2 separate regions of the Homo sapiens genome follow, and region 2 is linked to region 1. The links are chromatin loops, found by intact Hi-C in ENCODE. Cell type or tissue: stomach. All regions are shown on one strand.

Evidence for each region. A loop is a pair of places that touch in the nucleus more often than their neighbours do. Peaks named below come from ENCODE experiments on the same cell type or tissue, not always from the same donor. Only the 100,000 strongest peaks of a DNase experiment are listed, where the experiment ranks them.
Region 2: a loop joins it to region 1, with 4 times the contacts of the local background. A loop is called at or near these places in 2 of 110 quality-filtered maps.

The regions. Positions count from the first base shown.
Region 1 is chr13:72,031,620-72,039,619 of GRCh38, reverse strand. No RefSeq gene overlaps it. Among named protein-coding and RNA genes, the nearest start is that of DACH1, 170 kb to the right of the region's middle. In stomach, no CTCF peak of the experiment used is centred here; no DNase peak of the experiment used is centred here.
Region 2 is chr13:70,956,585-70,964,584 of GRCh38, reverse strand. No RefSeq gene overlaps it. Among named protein-coding and RNA genes, the nearest start is that of LINC00348, 55 kb to the left of the region's middle. RefSeq lists an enhancer at 4,522-5,680. In stomach, no CTCF peak of the experiment used is centred here; a DNase peak (open chromatin) is centred at 3,524.

The DNA.
Region 1 (8,000 bases):
GTCTTTCATATTAACTGCCAACTATTCCTTGATGTTGTGTTTCCTGATCCCAGTTTAGAACTAACACTATTCTAGTATTGGCTAAATTTGAAAATCAACAACAAATCAAAGCGATGTCTTTGTGAAGTTAGTACATTGCCACTGTCTACTGATTAAAACATTTCATGGCATGGATTGCCAACATGAAGATGTTTTCTGGGTATTTAAGAATTTATTGACTTCTGCGCTTCTGTTACCACATTAAGATGGAAATTGAATTTGGCAGCGACTGCTTTTGCTTGCTCAGCTTTTTAGAAATCCTTGTGGTAGCAGTGGGACTGTCAAGTTCAGTCTTTCCTTCTCCCAGTTTCAGTTGAGGGATAAGCCAATCAAACTCTCTTTCTCAGGAATCTGAATCTCTAATGAAGTTACAAATGATAAAATGTATTCTATCACCAGCTTGTAGATGAAATCATCCATGTGTTCCTGCCTGAAATTTCCAAAGCTGCTTGTCTAATTATTTACAATACGCAGTTTTAGTTGTTCAACTTTTCCTTTAAATATACAAGCTACCAAGTATCTTTACAATACAGTCCTTTTTGCGGCATGCAACCAAAGAATTTTCACTGAAACAAAAACTTTTTCATTAATTTTTACCACTGACATATCTCTTTCAAGTGTCAGAGCTATGCTTAATCCCCAAATGCCAATGAGCATTGAGAATAGTGTCACATTCAGGATGGGTCAATATGTATATTGACAAGGGAGATTTTGTAGTTCTCTCAGGAGTCAAGAAGTTTCAAGATCACTGCTACACATTATCTATGTAATTTATACATAAACAATGATCAGAAGTCTCTTTGGGAATCTTTCTCTACAGATAATGTTGCATTCCTAATTGTATAATCATTCATGCAATTATGAATTTATCTATACCTGGTACATTGCAATATTTCTCTGCTTTGGAAAGTTGTGCCCTACCTACAGTATGCAAAATTATTTTATTATCAATAAGCATATAAACAATAGAAGTAATCATGATGGAAAAGATCAGCGATGTAATTCAAAAATTTTAAATTCTGGACATAGAAAACATGGAAACTTTTTGATTTAGCAATTCTTCTTTTGGAAATGTAGTCTCTGCACATATTTCCAAATATGAAAGTTCGTTGAATTATTAGGCTGAGTTGGCACATAACCTAAATATTCAGTGATAAGGAGGGTGATATAGTTATTCAATGGAGTATTGCACAGCCACTCAAAATGCTCAGGTTCTGTCATAGAAGTTGCGAGGAGAGCTGGAGTTCCATCCTAACCTAATCACTTTCTTGAGAAATCTTTGGCAAGTTACTTGACCAATCTGTGCCTCAATGCCTTCATTTGTAAAATGTTCATAATAATAACACATATAATATTACCATGAGATCTAAATGTGTTACTACTGTATACATAAAATTCTTATAATGATGCCCAGAAAAAGCACCATTAAGACAGACACAAATTCTGTGATCTTAACTTTGTTTTAAAAAGAAATGGAATACATTCAAAACCCTAGAGCAAGCTTTTCCAGCCCACAGCCCGTGGACCACATGCAGCCTAGGATGGCTTTGAATGTGGCCCAACACAAATTCATAAACTTTCTTAAAACATGAAGAGATGTTTTTGCGATTTTTTTTTAAGCTCATCAACTATCATTAGTGTTAGTGTTTTGTGTGTGGCCCAAGACAATTTTTCTTCCAACATGGCCCAGGGAAGCCAAAAGATTAGACATCCCTGCCCTAGAGAGATTCATTAAGGTGTAACAATTATTTAACGGGATAGTGGAATTACAGCTGACTTTTTTCTATCAGATTTCTTTTTTTTTTTTGAATGACATTTTACAATGAAAAAGGATGCCTCAAAAATAATACTTATCTGAGTCACTTTTTATACAAATCAAATCATCCAATTAACTGTGCAAAATTACATGTATGCACATGTAGCTTTATTGGGAGTTAAGAGGGCCTCATTTAGAGAAACTTAGAATTCAATTCATCCATAGATGTTTCTTTCAAGAAAATAGTTTTTTATGGAAAAATCGCATTGTTATTATTCCCAAAGAAATAATGTCCTTTTATATGTTCACATGTAGGCATTGGCTAAAATCAAAGTTTGATGACTTTACATTAATTTTAATACAGAAAACATATTAAAGGATTATAGCACAAACCAGGCTACTCAGTACAATCTAATGACAGTCACACTTTCTTGGGAAGGGACCAATCATCCTTGGTCAAGATCCATGTTAATTTCAGAGAAGCTTTTAGGGGAAAGATTTTCTGATTTGGAAAACACTTCTAAAGAACTTAAAGTGCTCCCAGGTCTATTTGAAACCTCATTTGCAATGATCAGAGCTGTGTACCAGCTATACTATGATTTCTGATAATGGGTTCTGCATTAATTTCTGTTGTTTCAGGAGTTTATGTAGATAAAACTCATCTAGGCTTGTCAGTCTTATCACACTGAGATGGTAAGAGAGTTAGATGTAGACTTACTGGAATGCCTAAAGATGGGCTATAGGAGGAGAAGGCCCTACCCAACTTACCCAGTAAAAATACCTATCACTTAATGAGTGCTTAAAAGGTGGCTGATATCCTTCCTAGTGTGATTAGTTTGAAGTTAAAACTCCCAATGAAGCTGTTACTAATTTTCTTTGTTTAAATCTGTATTGTCCCCAAGAAGACTAAGAAGAAAGGCACAAACAGTGATTTTTTTCAAAGGTTGTTTGTTCCTTCCCTGTATCTCTTTTCACACAGAAACATCAATAAAAAGAGATGGCGATCAGGTAGTAGAGAACCTTCTCTTCTGATCCTTGGCTCAAGGGCAAGGATTCCCATTGAGTAAAGGGGCTATTTGAGAGCTGGCTGGGAGGCAGACAGTGCTGACCACCAGGCCTCTGTAATGTAATCTAGTTCTAGAGGACAGGACAGTGCAGGATTCCATTCTGATGTGCAGGCTGGAACCCAGGAATCTTACCTTACATTGCCCACCCTTTTCTCCTTGTGCCTCAGATCTTTTGTGAATCTGCCTACTAGCCCATTCCCTTCTGGGGGGTGAAATATAGGAGAAACCACTAAGGTTTATTATATTCCTAAGAATATGATCCTGCTCTTTTGTTTTTGGTCTTACCCCACCCCTGTCCTGTAAGTAACCCATCTTTTCACCATAGAATTTCATCCCGTCATGTCGATTGACATCTAAGTATAGACCAGACTCCTAAATATCAGCTGCTCCTCTAGATTTCCAATAGTGTCACTGGCTCACCAACCCCCATTTCTGAGATCATTTTTTGTAATTTCAGTTGTTTTCTGTGAACAATGCCTGGACAATGCTATTCCAATTGAATAACTTGCTTTTATACTAAATAGGTCTACATTTTTCAGCCCTTCAATTTAGGTCATTCACCCCTTCTGTCTTTCTGTCCTACCAAGCTGATCTATGGTAGCATCTTAGCCCTTCCATGGTAACTTGCAATCAGTTAAACTTCAAATCCTGAAGCCTGCATTTCATATTATAACACATGTAAAGCAGAATTTTGCAATAAGTTCCTAAAACTGAACTTAGGGCTGTGTGTTGTATTATGGCTCATGACCCTGTGACCCCAGCACTTTGGGAAGCCATGGCCAGAGGATCACTTGAGGCCATGAGTTCAAGGCTGCAGTGGGCTGTGATCACACCATTGCACTTGAGCCTGAGTGACAGAGCAAGACCCTGCTCTAAAAGAATAACAATAAAATAAAATGAAATAAAAATAATAAAAATTGAACTTCGTATGTCTCAATAGTTTCTCTTGAATCCATCCCTTCAATTGTCAATAAACTGCATTACTGAGGAAATTATTTGGATGATTGATTATATATCTTTTAACTGTGTTAATTTCTTAATATCTATAAATAAAGAAATGTTTAAAAAATATGCATAACAGCTTCTGAAGTAGTCATGCTTTTTGTAAATCAGAATAGAATTATTGAAATATGTGCATGTAATTTAGATAACATACATCATAGTAAATTAAATATATTTATTATAGGAAATACTGAGTTATTTTCTATGCTTCAGAAGAAATTTGTTAATTGATTTCCACTTAGCTAATTTCCAAGCAACAGAATTAATGCTGGCTAATTTAAAGAGAAAAGCAATTTATTGGAAGGATATCAGATAAAACCCTGAATAGCCAGGCTGGGCAAACATATAGAGAAAAGGGAGCTAGAGAGCCAATTTAACTAAGCCAGGATAATATTTCAGGCATTTGGAACTCTGGACATTCTGCTGCTGGACATTCATGGAGACACTGATGTTCAAAACCATATGCATCTTTTATTCCCAGGCTCCAAACACTGCAATCTTTAAGTAATTTCCCAGTTGTCCTCAGTCTTATTATCATTCCCCGAAAAGCCAAAGCCCTGAGAGGGAGGGATGGATGATCTGCTTCTGGGTCACTTTGGCCTGGCTCTTAGTAGATAAACAGAAACTGGAGCTTCCTCTTTGGTTTTCATAGGGAGAGGTAAAAGGAAGGACATTGCCTTTCACCAATACTCCCACAAAGGCTTTTCCCACAACTGTGAAAATCATCTGAATGCTGACCTACAAAAAAAGGTGGATTTGCATTCAAGTAATTACATTTAGTCCATTTCTTTTCCTTTCAGAATAAATGTTCCCACTTTATATCCAAGAGACTTAATTTTGAAAAGTCATAATTATAAATTTTTTAATGTTTCCATATTAGTTCTTTAGGTAGAAAAGAATGAACTTTACATACTACATACTGAAAAGGAAATATAGGGGACAAATGAGTTTGCAAATCTATTTCCAGAACAACCTATAAAAGAGAATATGAGAGAAATTCTTCTATTAATGGCTATTAAGTAATTCAGATCACACTTACTAGGAAAAAAACACTTAAAAAATTTATTTGAAAGCATCAGAGAAGTTATAAGATAGTGGGGGGAGGGGAAGCAGATGAAAACCAAAGAAAGAACAGAGGCCTGAGGTAGGGGATGATACTGCGGGGTCACATTTGCTCAGAGTGTACTTGGGAATCAGCAGGGGCTGATTTGAGGCTGAAAAACCGAGTAATAGGTTTGATAGACTGTAGAGCTGAGAGGCAGGATTCAAGTGTAGAGTCTGTCAAATACAGAGCCTGGATAAACCATCATCATGTTGAGGTGAGACTCTCAAAAGGCATAATCTGGTAGCATAGATTAACCAAAGAGATAGGATGTGGTTCAGCTTCAAATTATTTCAATCCAAGAAATTGGCTTAAAATGATCCAGATAGTTGTCACATGTTGTTTACTAAATTAAACATAAATGCTCTCTGGAGAACTCTCCTAGATTTCAGGATATTTCTATGTCTAATATTTTGCAAATGTAATGTTTGCCACAGAATAAAAAGTAACAAGGCACACAAGGAGGCAAGACATTATGAATTAAAACTAGCAGAAAAAAGAAATAATAAAATTAGCTCTATGTGGTCTCATGAGAAACAGAATGGATAGAAAAGTAGGAATCACTATGATTATTTAAGCTCAATTATATCAGTAAATTACATTAATTATATATAATCTAAATCATCTTATTAAAGATAAAAACAGTCATACTGGACCAATAACAAAACCCAACTACATGCTACTTACAAATACACGCCTGAAATAAAATCACAAAAACTGTTTGAAAACAAAATATGGAAAAGACATGTGGTGCAGAATCCAAATGAAAGCTGTAGTAGCTGTATTAATATCAGACAAAGCAGGCTTCTAAAAACTTGATAATAATATAGAGAGGCACTTCATAATGACAACATTTTCAAGTCACTAGGAAGATACAACATTTTTTATGAATCTAGTAATGTAGCCTTAAGCCAAAATTAATTAAATACAATCAGAAACAGAAAAATCCAAAATTATGAGGGATTTTTAACAAAATTCAGTAACTGATTTAACAAACAGGCATATATTGGTAAGGATAGGCAAAGTTTAGGCCATTAAACAATAAGATTAGCAAACTTGGCCTAATGTAATATCTATATAACCTTGCATCTAACATCTGCAGAAAATACCTTCTTTTCAGGCATATGGAAAATTTTTTCAAATTGACCACAATCTGGTAATAAAGGAAATCTCAGCAAACATTCAATTTGTCCTCTGAACACAGTAAAAATAATCTACAAATCAATTTTTAACAAAAAGTAACTAGAATATTTCATATGTTCAGAAATTAAGAAATATTCTTTTAACAAATTCTATGAATTTATGGAATTAAAATGTCTGCTATCATTGTCTCTATTCCACATAGTTCTAGAGATTTTCATCAGGGAAATCAAGCCAGAAAAAGAAATAAAATGTAAATGATGTAGAGAGAATGACATAAAATTGTCATTATTTTTATATGATGATTGTATTTTTAGAAAATCTAAAAGAATATGAAGATAAATTATTAGAATTAATAAATGAGTTGAGCAAGAAAGTCATGTAAAAAATCAATTGAATTGCTATAAATCAACAAAAATGGAATATAAAAGTTTAAAATATAGATGTGATTTATATACTTTTGAATACCTAGGAACAAAATATGTGTAAGACCCTTATACAGAAAACTATAAATATTATTAGAGAAATTATATGGAGGGATATTCTCTCTCTAGACCCTTACTGCCCAAAATGTGGTCTACTGATTAGCAGCATCAGCATGTTTAAGAGCTTCTAAGAAATTCAGAACCCTGGGCTCCATTCCAGATCTACTGAATCTGAAACTATATTTTTTCAAGATCCTGTAATGAAAACACAGCAAAGTTTGCTGCCTAGGCATTAGAGGTAGAATACTGCACCCAAAAGGCTCAAGCCAGTGGCCAGACATAAGAACTTGGAAGTAGCTCTTCTGCCTTGCAGGCTGGGCTCTCTGCTTGTCCAGCGCTTCCTTTAGATGGACAATTTTGACATTTGCCCAAGAACTTAAAGTAACCCACACCCTATTCCCTTCTGTATGCGGGTAGTTTCCATGTGCACTCGCTCTCTCTCTCTCTCCCTCTCTCTCTCTCTGCTGACTTTTTATTCCTGCTTTGTTTGACCTGGGGAAGAAGGACTGCTTTCCCAACTCATTGTGCCCTCCCTGCTTAGGATTGTAAGTAAAAATCTTTGAACTGTTTTCAATTGTGGTGGTGTACTGAATTTGTGTCCTCCATTTGAATAACCAGGCTCCCCCAGGCCAGATTTTCCAAGGGAATCTGGTTGGAGGTGGACACAAGGTCAGGATCCTCATGCCAGAGCAGTGGTCCCATATGGGCTCTATCTCATAGGTTTTGGTATGTTGCGTTTCCATTTTTGTCTCAATATATTTTTTAATGTTCCTTTTAATTTCCTCATTGGCTCATTGATTGTTTAGGGACATGTTGTTTAATATCCATGTATTTGTGAATTTTCCAAGGTTCCTTCTGTTATTAATTTCTAGTTTTATACCATTATGGTCAGAAAAGATAGTTGATATGATTTGTCTTCTTAAATTTGTTAGGACTTGTTTTGTAGCCTAACATCTATCTATTACTGAAAGTGAGGTGTTGAAGTCCCTACTATTATTGTATTGCAGTCTATCTCTCTCTTCAGAACTATTAATATTTGCTTTATATATTTAGGTACTCTGATGTTGCATGCATAATATTTACATATTATAACATATATATCTTATATATATGTTATATCCTCTTGCTGAATTGATACATTTATCATTATCTAATGATATTGTCTCTTTTTAACATTTTTGACTTAAAGTCTATTTTATCTCATGTAAGTTTAGCTGTTACTGTTCTGTTTTGGTTTGCATTTGCATGAATTATCTTTCTCCATCTTTTCACTTTCAGTTTATGTGTGCCCTTACAGGTGAAGTGAGTCTCTTGCAGGTAGCATAGAGTTGAGTCTTGTTTTTTTTTAACAATTTAGCCATTCTAGGTCGTTTGATTGGTTGGAGTATTTAATCAATTTCTATTCAAGT
Region 2 (8,000 bases), 1.1 Mb after region 1:
CATAAAAAGTGAACTTTAAGTAGAAAAACAGTTATTGAAAAGATAAGATACTTTAATTGTATTTGAAATGCAATGGAAAGCTATGGAAGGGTTATACATAGAAAAATATCATGGTGCGTTGTACATTTTTAAAGGATCAGTAGACAATGATCAGAGGAAGCAGGTAAAATAAGAAACTATTGGAGTAGTTCAGATGAGAGGTGATGGTGACTTGGTGTGTATGTCTGATTGTGCAGCTTGTGTACTGCACACCTCTAGGTGGTGCCATTCTCCTAGACTGCAAAGTGTATGGTCTCCTAAAGAGTTGTACAATTAAAACCTGTAAAACTGTACACAATGATGCTGTTTACAGGGGCCGGGGGATGCAGCAGTGGTAAATGGACAGAATTGGCAGAACCAATACATACAGCAGAATAACTTATGCTTTTAATTGTATGGACATTGGTGGGGAGAAATGGGAGAATTTATATCTCTTTTACAACTTAGCAGATATTGGTGCTATTACATAGCTCTTGAATGCTTCTATAATTTCCTTTCTATATTCATTGTTTTCATAAACCATTGAATACATTATAAAATCCAATTGTTAAAATGGTTTCTAAATTTTTTAGAAGCCCTGGACTAATTTTTGCCATATGGATATGAAATGAATTTCATTTGTTAACATGAAAAAATTCTATAAAAGATTAGCTTAACAAATTGGAAACAATATGATCTTTCAAAAATTCAAGCTATACACAGTAAGTGGTCAATAGCTATTTATTGATGGTGATGATGTTGTCTGCCCTTTGAAGGGCTGTTAATAATACAATGCAAACAATGTGCTGTTAAAATCACTTGAATGGGTTATTTAATAATATGATTAGACTAATTTACTGCAAGATTGAAATTCTTATCTGGCATTAATATGGACACTAGACTAGGCCTTGAAAAGAGTCACATAATACACAGTACATTTTTCAGAAGATTTGCTTTTGTATATTCATGTAATTTGGCATTGAAATATTGGTTTAACCTATTATTGAATTCAAAATGTTGTGATTTCAGGCCTTCTCTATCGAGAAGTCACTTTTTTTTTCTTCCCAACAAAGCAAAACATATTGGTTCTTTGTAGGGTTTAACATATTAACTTGGTCTTAGAGGACTGGTATTTTAAAAAGGAAAACAAATAACTTCATTGTAAGGAGAATCTTCAGGGCTCTCTTTGAGAGGATTGGCAATTCATCCAATATTTTACTGCTGTCACTCTGTAATCTGTTGATTGGTGTTCATAATTCTTCACAGAGATATTGTAAAGATTAATGAAACAGAGTTTGTAAAGTATTTTATCTCCACAAACGCTAGTTCTGTGAGCTGAACGTTTAGAAGCCTCATTATACACAGGCTATACCGTGCCAGAACTCTTAAACTGTTAGTAAAATCTCTTAAGTGTTGTTCTTTATCATTGCTGTCTCAATAATGCAGGGCTGTGCCTATCATATCAGTTTTTGTCTCTTCAGGACTGTTTAAGCGTACTACTATTGATACTTGACATTTATCAGAGTTACAGTGATCCTTTTAAATTTGGAGGGTATAGAATTTGTATTTTATCTTTTAGTGTCGTCTAATAATGTCAAGCTCTATATAAGCACAACCCAGAATTACATAAAGAGCAATGCTCTTTAAAGTCTAGCCTCTGTATCATGAACCTCCCAAAGGTTTGCATTAAAAAATAATGCAGTATGTTCCTCTCCCCAAACAGCTTCAAAGTATAGAAAGCTTAATTAAAATGCCTAAAAGGTAGTACCTCATATCAACGCAACTTCTTGCATCATTAATTCCATAATATAATTTCTTCTGGAAAAAATCTTTAATTTCTAGAAGAAAGCAAACATAAACTTTCTTCATATTATTTAAGTCTACCTTGGAGTAGAAGGGATGAAGCATAGAGAGGTGAGGGAATTCTAGAGTAACCAAACAAACACTATTATTGTGAGTGATAGGGGAAGTGGTTGGATCCTCACTCACAGTTGCTCATAGGTTTCCAGGAACGGTCATGCTTAGGAGGGAATCAATACCACTGAGAAGATACCAAAATACACAACAATGTTCAGTCACTTACATGATAATGTTTCTTCGGAGGAGGAAATTTAAGCTAATCTTGTATAAGTCTCATTTTTGTTGTAAAATTTGATTTTTCTTGCTATGGTTGGAAGAATGCAATAACATTGTATGTTCTGAAAAATGTAGCTCTTTCAATTGTGTCATACAATTCATATAATGTATTTATTTGGCTTTATGATGTAAGAAATGTCGTCCTATTTCAAATAAAGAATTTGTGTAACTTTTTTGTAGTTTTCTGACTTGTTATACACTTGACAAAATATTTTCTAACATAAGAGTTTCTGATATATATATACATATCAGAATATGTATGTATATATTCCTTTCCCCAAACAGCTTGCATATATATGCATGTGTGTGTGTGTGGGTGTGTGTGTGTGTATACCTAAACAAACTGAGGAAGAAAAGGTAGTGAAGAAACTGGGGGAAACAAGATGAGACACATAAAAATAGATATAAAATGTGAAGATCTATAGCCATCCTAATTTTGTTATACTTTAAAATAATGCCTTTATTGTAGTCAAATGTTTGTGTTTAATAAAGATATATTTTTAAAATACAAACTGTCATTTTAATTAGAAAGTGATCATGTTGCTTATATTTTAAACCACTATTCATGCTGTAATCATCTTTTAAATAATCAAAAACAAAGACTATGTTTCTATAGTACATTATCTTAAAAAACAGTCTATGTTTAATGTGACTACCTGCTTTTTGTGAGAAGAAAACATTTTATGGACATGTCTTTTTAGTGTAAATTTAGATAAATTTATTCTAAATAAAATATTTTTATAAATACATCTATATTTCAAATTACAACATTATCAACTACCATTTACAAAGATCTTTGATTGCTTGTAATCCTCAGATTTAGTTAAATTAAAAGGACTCAGTGTAAATAAATAAATCCTCATAAAAGCAATCCAGATACAAAATTCTGTTTTCTTTTGATGAAATATTCTACTTACATTTACTATTTTAAAATATGTATTCTAAAAGCATTTTGCAATAATATAAATTTATGTTTCATTTTTGATAAATTTCCTGTAAATCTTAAAGTACGTTTATCATGATAGCAGTATTTGAAGGGACCCTATATCAGGTATTCCAAAATGCTACTTTCCAGAAGTTTTCTACCAGGATAAGTGGGGAATAATTTAAGGATTAAAGAAACTGAGTGATAATTTCTGAATATCGCTACAGGACAAATAACTGAGAGTTCTCTTTGAGTATGATCACTGGTAACGAAATTTGATGATGTATCAAAGGATAGTTTTTAAAAGCTGACAATAATTTAAAACCTTATAAGCTTGCAAAAGTTAAAAATCAACTTTTACTAGTTAGAATATTCGGCATTCTATCGGTAATATTGAAGATTTGTAACAATAAGTTTGACTCTAACAGGATTCTGAAAACGAGACTGTCAGAAAGGGGAAAAGCGCCACCTATTGATCCGAATATGCAAATTATGTACTGGTTTTTGAAGTAGCTGTGTAAAGCAAAAGAATTTTGGAGCTTTGCTTTGGAGCAAAAAAATTTACTAAGTTGAAAACTTAACTCCTTAATATAAAATTACTTAAGTCATAGTCATTCTCCAGAATATGATCTTTCATTTAAGGGTATATTAAATACGTCTTGAAACACAGTATTTACTGGCCTTCTTATTATGTTATCTTTGTAAGCAACAAATCACAACCCTCTCAGCAGTGTGTTTGATGAATTTTCTACTGAAATTATGAAACATAGGCATATTTTTAACTCAATAATGAAAGTTGTAATTAGAATGAAATTAGTCTTCACAATCCTGAGAAACTTGTGTTAAAAAACAAATTTTAGTTTAAGAGTCAGATGTGGTCAAATATGAACCATTTGACATGACATCATGCATGTAGCCTAATAAATGGTCTTAATATATGTAATTATAAATAGTCATTAGTTACATATTTCACTTTAGAATCTTAGAGCTTGATAATGAATAGTTAATTCATTGAGTGACATTTCAACAAATTGTGTTGAAATTCATGGACCATGTAGGCTGAGTGAAAAGGTAACTGTTATTATTTTAAAATAAGATTTTATGTCTTCATAGAATTGAGAAAGATTGACCTTCACATGAGATATCTCTATTCTTCTACTACATCTCCAATATCAATAGAAAACTGTTTTTAACTTACACAAGAGTGTCTTTTATCCTTTCAATGCATGGAAGATTATCAGGCTTAAATCCTGAACATATCTACAGGCTGAAACTGCCCCCAATCTCTGAAGTTATAGGGAAGCAATTTGGAGTAACATTTTAGAATAGTTCTTGCTCAGCAAAATGTTAACTGTAAAATCACTTAGCCTTCAAAAAAGAAACAATACTCTTATGTAGTTGAAGGAATTACAGAATTGTAAATACTGCTAATTAGATTAAAATGTGCTAAAAATTCCCATCAAATATGATTTCATATGCGCAGTATTAACTTACAAAGAAAGGCGATGTCCAAATTTCCATATTTTCCAAAGATGATGTATAAAGATTAGAGTTTGTGTATCTGTTTTACTAAAACGTAATTATAATGCCTCCATTTTACTAGCTTCACTGTGAAACTTTACAGGTTATCTTTGTTCTTTTCCAGATCAATAAGGTTACAGCAGATAACTATTAATATATTTCTTTGCATCCGCACAGTGAAAATTTTAAATATTAAAACGAAATATTGCAGCCCATATATCATCTACTCTTTACAAGACAGGAATGACAGTATTAAGATGCGCATTCAGGATAGCACTCTTTCTACTTTGAACGCTGTCAAGAACAAAGTGCTTTACAGACTTAAAATAAATCTAGGTACTAATCCATTGAATTTCTGACAACAGGAGCCCAAGGTTTCCATGCACTTAGCTGAGTACTGCATAAGAGCTTGTGCATTATTTATGTCCACTAATGGTGTTGCAATGCGCTTTGTGTGAAGCAGTGACAGTGCAATCTGCTAAGATAGCTGCTGCTGTGGACAAAGCCATACATTTTCTTGAGCTTGAATTTTTGACAGAATACTCTATTAATGCCAATTCTGCTTAAGTAAATGCTGAACAGGGGTCAGTTTTTCCTTTTTCCCCTTTTCTCTTATTATTTAAGAAAACAGTGCCATAAAATTGAAAATGATGTTCTAAGGTTTACTGAATTTTTCAGTACAATAGTGGCCGGTAAAGGTCACTCTACTTTTTTGTCTACATTTGTGATTTCATGTGATGGTCCACAGACTCAATAGGAAAGCTCTTAGCACTGGAAAAGGGAGGTGCTATTAATCCCAGTTTCAGTGCCATTATACTCTTCAGTGGATCAATAGAATTAAATGAGCTGAGATATTAGGAAAATATTGAAAAAAGCAGGAGGGCTGTATTGTTTGACCAGGGTTGGGATGAGTTGAAAATAAAGAACCATCTAAAGCAGCTGTCAATAAATCATGAAAACTATACTCTGAACCAAATGGAATACAGCATGAAGCCTCAAACTTTAAATGTCCATAATATCTGTTGTGGTTTTTTTAATTAAACATTTTATTTGAAATATCCTTTGCAGTTCTCTTTTTTCAATCACATATTTTTTAGAGAAAAAAATGTTCTTAAGCTGATATTTAGACGAGGGAAGTTCCACTCATAAATTACAAAATATATTTTGGTATATGAAGCACATTATAAAAGAAGTGGAAAGAGATTTCAAATATTGAAAAATGAAATGCAAAATTATTTTCACCTCTGAACATCTCTATTGGTCTCTCTCTCTCTCTCTCCTTCTCTCTCTCTATATATGTATGTATATATATATGTGTATATATACATATATATATATATATATACTTCTTGCATTATAGATATATGGCAAATTTTTCTCTTTATTGTGGCAATATTTTACCATTTAATTAAACAGTAATATTAAACAGTAATAAGTCAATACATTCTAGTCTTCTTAATAGCAAACATAACTTGTATTTTCTTTACCTTAGCCAAGAATAGGTATATGTTACATTGAACACTAATAATATAATGGTTTCTTCTTTGAACAAATAAGAGTAGTAAAGACTTATCAATTCCCACTAAATGAAATTGGAAGCCCTAGATAAAGGTTTCACAATCATATGTTTAATTCTTGGTTATTAAGCCTGATCAGATGTGGCCACATTGTAAAATTATCTTGCAGCAAATAAATTTAGGATATTGTACCATCTTTATTTTCAAAGCTAATCTCTAAGAAAGATCTTTACTTGAGAAAAATATTTTTAATCTCCGAATAATGTGATGGAGACTGCAAACTGTTTATTTAAATTTATGTTCTCTTCATCCTGGACATACCAGACTATGTGTTCCTTCCTCCCTTGCTGTTAGGTGTGGCCATTTCTAGAAGAAAGAATGTGAGAATGAGTGGCATAGCGCATTTCTAGGCTGAGGCGTTCAAAAAGTGGCCTTGCCCCGTCTGTGTCTTCTTTCCTCCCCTATGAATGAGTGCAGATTATAGGGATTATAGAAATAGTAGGGTTACAAAAAGCAAGAAGCATGGACACCGGAATAGCTGCAAAGAATTGCTGCAAATTGGGAACACGTGCCTGTGTGGTGAAGCAAGCAAGAATGATCATCGATGATGTAGGATTCATGATACCTATTGGGCCTATTTATTACCACTGCTTAGGCTTCCCAAAACAATAGAGATATCATTAAGTAAGGGTCAGTAATTTTTGACACGTAATGGCTGTCAAAGATAAACACACTACTGACTAGAGCACAAGAATTGCTTTTCACTTCTCTTCCACCTTTTCAGATTGACCTATATGTAGCACTCTAGTCTATAGTCTGTTTTGCTTTTGACGATCTAGAGGATGACTTCTCACAAAATGAGAAATTGTACTTAAGATGGCCCCAAAATGAGTTTAATTCGATACTATCCTTATTCAGTTGTGTATATCCATTGCTAGTAGAATACAACTTCATGTGACTATCCTGCATAAAAACAATATTCTTATTTTAATGAACTATTTTATTGCCTCAGAAATTATGATTCTATCCCTTGAGCAAAACAGAGAAGTTTTTATTTCCCTGACAACAACTTTTGCATATGGAGCACAAGATGGAATATTGAGAAAATTCAATAAGGATTTGGGGTCTCACATGATCTGTCTGACTTCATGTTGATACAGTCTAAGCTCTATTAATTATTATTATTGTTACTATTGAGACTGAGTCCCCTTCTGTCTCCCACGCTGGAGTACAGTGGCATAATCTCTGCTCACTACAACCTCTGCCTCTCAGGTTCAAACAATTCTCCCTGTCTCAGCCTCTCGAGTAGCTGGGATTACAGATGCCCGCCACCACATCTGGCTAATTTTTGTATTTTTAGTAGAGATGGGGTTTCACCATGTTGGCCAGGCTGGTCTTGAACTCCTGACCTCAGGTGATCTGCCTGCCTTGGTTTCCCAAAGTGCTGGGGTTACAGGTGTTACATCACGACCAGTCTAATCTCTATTGATTTTTGATAAGAATTCTACAAGTTGCTAAAGAAAAATTGCTTAATGTGAATGATCTTAGAACATGATACTAACTCTCACTGATCCATCTTAAATTGAAGACCAAATCTGAAGGGACAGATTGAACCTTTAGGAGAGAAGATCAATTAGATAAATCAGAATTGTTATTTAAAACAAGTTTATTTTTCCTTCAGTTTTAGAAAACAATAATTGTATAACAGAAAAGTAAGCCCTAAATTCCCATCTCCTCAACTTCTTCCCTCAATCCCTAATATTCTTTTTGTATGTACATCCTCAGTCAGTCCATATGTACTTCTATACAAATGGTAAAATTAATTTTTAGTATACATTTACATAAGTTGTCTTATGCCATATTTATAACATTTTCAGATTTCT